2 separate regions of the Homo sapiens genome follow, and region 1 is linked to region 2. A link is an interaction called in ENCODE POLR2A ChIA-PET data of the cell type or tissue named here. Cell type or tissue: GM12878. All regions are shown on one strand.

Region 1 (2,500 bases), 1.9 Mb after region 2:
GGGGTGGGGAAAAAAGCAATTCAGCTCCCCAGCAGCCGGCTGAGGAAATCCTGGTCCGCTCCCAAACTAAATCACTGTTAATTAGAATTACCGGGTTACACTAGTAAAGTCTTATTTAAATAACTGTAACCACTGAAAAAACTCTGGGTTTTTTTGAGAAGCTTTTCTACAAAGGCTGCTGTTTAATAGCAGGTAACAAAGAATGAAGAACGAAATACCGTAGGAAATGTTTTATTCTTTCAAATGATGCTCTCCTCTTTTTCCTGTGGCTATTTCTCCGCCATACTGAAAAACAGGTTAGACATCTCACAGTGGTTTTCTTCTGATTTTCTATTACTTACTAAGGGTGTTACAGTCTAACACCCTTGTCTTTTTCTTAAAGACAAGCCATGTTGGAAAACAATCAATGAACAAAAGACTGGGCTGGATTCTAGAAATACTGTATATCAAAGTTACATCTAGAGACGTTTTTTAAATTTAAGCTCAGCTGAATCTGAAACTTAAGCTCTAAAAAGCTCAATACCCAAGAAAGAATTACCTGCTCAGTACCAAACCACTTTCTTGCTCATTTTTAATAATTCTGGTATTTCTGAACCCTAGTTATCGAAGGCATCCATAAACCCTTAAGAAATTACCTGAGCCAGGAAAAAACTTTAATTAAAAAGTTAAGGTTGATCTTAATGCAGAAGTGTGAAAAACATTTTCCTTCACAACTTAATTGGTTTTGGAAATGCTCTCAAAGTATTACAAAGAGTTGGGTATATCAGATCACTACTTATGTGGGCAGATTAGATAGCTACCTTCTGTTAAAAACTGTTTCAAGCACATTTATTCTTTATTGAAATACAAGCGTGTTTATCTGTTGATTCAGAACTTTGATTTTTCTAATTCTGACCTTTTTCCCACATGACTAGAATCTGTTTTTACACATGAAATAAGGCACTTTTACTGTCCTACTTAAAAAAAACAGACTGACCCAACAATGTAAAATTTACTCTAAAACACATCTTCTCAAGTGTCACTTTCAACTTAATTATTATGCATGGAAAAATACTGAACAGAAAAGTGTCATTAATTTGGCTATAAATCAAAAATAAACTTAAGAAGCAAAGATTATGACCAGCCCCAAAGATCTCGATGAATTTGCTGACAATGAAGTCTCCTAATGTGGGAGAATCTATCCTGGCTTTATGCAATTCTTAAGCTAGAAGTTGCCATCTGAACACAATTCATTAACAAACCAATTTTTCAACATAACCAATAAATAATATCTACCCAATTATAAAAATGAAGTGGTAAATCTTCCCACTAACACAAATGAAACACAGCTCCAAGCTCCAAAACATGCAAGCATCATTAGCAATTTAAAGCCAACTTGCACAACAAACACTAGGGGTGGTATAAGAAACTTCCTCTACCAATGTTACAGCAACAGTTGGCATTTCTACCTACCATCCTCTACTATTCTAAAATGTGGTATTTTAATCTAAACTCTATTTTCCACCTTTGCCCCAAAACCCTAGGAAAAAAGTAGGGAATGAGAAACCAGAAAATTCTAAATAAAATATGGAAATGCATGATTTGGACATATTTTTGGAAATTTACCAGCAGTTATTTTTTTCATTAGCTCCCCATCCAACTCCCTTTCATGTACTAACACATGTGCCTTGCATACACCTTTTTGCTACGGAAGTCAGAATGAATTATAGATTAGGAATCATGTCATCATATTTTGGTTACATGAATCAGAACTGCTGAATGATTTGGTGGCTTGTACACTGGAGACTGTAAATGTGGTCATCTCCCACCTCAGCTATGCAAAATCACCAGTGAATTTGCTCACTGTCGCCTTTCTTCTACCCTAGCCGTCTTTGGAGGTCACAGAAGCTACAAAAAAAGAAAAAAAAAAAAAAAAGAAAAACCTGCGTGCTGTATGTACTAAGAAACAACAGTACTACAGCATGTTTTTGGTTTTGTTTTTTTCTAATGGGAGTAGGAAAAAATTCTGGGGCAACTCAGAATTAACTTAATTTTTTAAATCACAGAACTGAAAAGTTAAATCATCATGGGAAATATTTGCCAATTTATTTTCCAGCATAAACATTTGGACGGCATGGTTATAGCAGAAGAAAAAGGCACCGTGCTATTCAGTGAACTTCTCCCCATTTCCTCTAAAGTGTAATTACATAAAATATGCTTTTAATTACTTATAATGGCTTATAACCTTCCTTTGCCTTCCTTTGCTTTAAATATTTAAAAGTATATTCCCTCATTCTCTTAAAATGAACAAATGCAATATTCAGCATACACTTCCTCAAATCATTCATCTTCCTTTGAAATCCCAAAAGGGAGCAGTCCTCTATTACAACTAAATGAGTTCATGTTTGTTATGAAAACCTACAAGCAACAACTGAAAATAGCGCAGTCAGCACAGGGAATTCCTGGAAGGATGATGGTGCATCAAAAGGCTAGAAAGAAACTCTGTTCTGACAGAATAAAA
Region 2 (2,500 bases):
TTTAAACTGTTTCAAACTATACCAGAGCACACTTAATAGTTTTATGTTACAATAGTCCTTAGTATAGTTTTATGTTACAATAGTCCTTAGTGTGTTTCAGCATAGAAACATCAGAGGTTTTAACATAATTAATACTGAGAAGTTTAATTTCTACCACAAATTGAATTAATACCTTTAAGATATAAAGGTAAAACACTGCCAAAATTTTGGCAATAACTCTACCAAATTTTCTTCTCTGTGTCAGAGTCTAGCTTTCTGACAGTAAATTATCAACTAAACTTCCCTTATACGATCAGATGTAAGAAACGCTTTGATTTTCCAAATATGTTTTTCTTCAGTAATATTATCAGTAAATCCTAGATTCCTTAATTAAGATAAATCAATATAAAATTTTACCTAAAACATAGAAGAAACTTCATTCCTTCAAAACAGGCACTTTGTAAACATTTACCTAGAAAATATTTTTGTAACTACCAAAAATGGTAAATATCCTATAGTTTTTATAATTTAAAGAGCATATAAATGAACCATGGAGCACTAAGACTACATATTAATTTGCAAAACTTCTAGACCTATACTAATACATTTTATGCAACTTATTTGAGTCTATGTAAGTCTAAATTGCTATGAATATTTATAGTTACTACTGAAGTATTCTTCTCAAATAATCAAAACATTTCAAACTGAGATAAAATGGACTAAAAGGCCTACAACTCAAGATACCTAAAGTGATTCCTTAAGAAAAACATTCTAATTATTTGTATTAACTAATTTTAGTTACCAGTTACAAAAATTGAAAAAGGATAATAAGATAAAGCATAGGAGTGAGAAATGCTAAATTAAAGGTGGGACCATAAACAATTTTTCGCTCAAATAATTTTCCAGACTGTAAGTTCCTTGCTATGAGTGCTGACACATAAAACAGGAAGCACAATAGGCATCTCTTATATGATTCAAATTACAAACTGCTTTATTAAGAGCCAGCTAAATACTTTCATTTTCTCTTATTAGTCCACCATATTATGCAGCCAGTTCAGGTCTACGGCATCTGATTTTAAAATGCCAGAATAAAGTTTATGCTTCTTTAACTGTCATATATGTATACATCATTTTACAATTCTCTTAATAAAAATGTAAACCTTAGGGCTTAGTTCTTCTAATTAAAACCATTGTTTTCATTCTTGTTAACCTATGTGAGGAATATAAGCTACTGAAATGGACTGTCACAGTACTTCCCCGTTTAGAAAACTTAAAAATAATTAGTTTTGTTCTTAAAAAATGATATTTAAAGCATAAGCACAATTTGGATCTCTAGCTAAAAGACAAGTAAAAACCAAAACAGCAATGGAAACAACCTGTAAGCTAGAAACTCAGTACTGGAGAAAAAGGAATTGAATTGCAATTTAAAAGACTGCTATAATATGTGATTTTGCCGTTAACGTGTGAAGTATATATGACTCAAATTTTACTTCTTAAATACACTATGTGGTTGAACTGTTTTAAAATAAATATTAGATATAACTTCCAATGCATTCTTTTTTTTTTTTTTTTTTTTGAGATGGAGGAGTCTCACTCTGTTGCCTAGGCTGGAGTGCGGTGGTGCGATTTCGGCTCACTGCAACCTCCGCCTCCCGGTTTCATACGATTCTCCTGCCTCAGCCTCCTGAGTAGCTGGGATTACAAGTGCGCACCACCATGCCCGGTTAATTTTTGTATTTTTAGTAGAGACAGGGTTTCACCTGTGGGTCAGGCTGATCTCAAACTCCTGACCTCGTGATCTGCCCACCTTGGCCTCCCAAAGTCCTGGGATTACAGGCATGAGCCTCGGCGCCCAGTCTCAATGCATTCTAATAGGGCAATAATGAGATAACTACTTCTTTTTTTTTTTTTTTTTTGAGACGGAGTTTCGCTCTTGTTGCCCAGGCTGTAGTGCAATGGCGCGATCTCGGCTCACTGCAACCTCCGTCTCCCGGGTTCAAGCGATTCTCCTGCCTCAGCCTCCGGAGTAGCTGGGATTACAGGCATGCGCCACCAGGCCCAGCTAATTTTTTGTAATTTTAGTAGAGATGGGGTTTATCCATGTTGGTCAGGCTGGTCTCGAACTCCTGACCTCAGGTGATCCACCCGCCTCAGCCTTCCAAAGTGCTGGGATTACAGGCGTGAGCCACCGCGCCCAGCCAACTTTCTATTTTAACAAGTATAACTAATATTAGTGATGACGAGAAAAATACTTTCTTTGAGATAGAACTTACTTCTGCCTATCAAATCATAGCCAATGGATAACTTCATCCTTCATATTACCAAAGTCCTTAGCTCTTTAATTATTCTGATTGTAACAGGATAATCTATCTGGAAGTTTTGGGTTTTTATACATCTACTTTTATTCCACTAACATATTTCTTGGAAGAGTAATGCTGATCTACAACAGTAATATCCGATAGAAATATGTGAGCCATTATAATCCGAGTAATTTTTAATTTTCTGGTAGTCACATTAAAAA

The links. Peaks named below come from ENCODE experiments on the same cell type or tissue, not always from the same donor. Only the 100,000 strongest peaks of a DNase experiment are listed, where the experiment ranks them.
Region 1: POLR2A ChIA-PET joins it to region 2 with 13 read pairs; 2 of 35 experiments call an interaction of 5 or more read pairs at or near these places.

The regions. Positions count from the first base shown.
Region 1 is chr9:124,765,615-124,768,114 of GRCh38, forward strand. The region is part of intron 1 of NR6A1 (nuclear receptor subfamily 6 group A member 1); the gene reads right to left. It overlaps LOC124900274 (a long non-coding RNA gene), which reads right to left. Exons shown (of 2, transcript XR_007061773.1): 1 at 1-2,500. Among named protein-coding and RNA genes, the nearest start is that of NR6A1, 4.4 kb to the right of the region's middle. In GM12878, a CTCF peak has its summit at 1,432; no DNase peak of the experiment used is centred here; H3K4me3 peaks cover 891 bases; H3K27ac peaks cover 574 bases.
Region 2 is chr9:122,900,052-122,902,551 of GRCh38, forward strand. All of the region lies in intron 1 of RC3H2 (ring finger and CCCH-type domains 2), which reads right to left. Among named protein-coding and RNA genes, the nearest start is that of RC3H2, 4.1 kb to the right of the region's middle. In GM12878, no CTCF peak of the experiment used is centred here; no DNase peak of the experiment used is centred here; H3K4me3 peaks cover 1,730 bases; H3K27ac peaks cover 1,203 bases.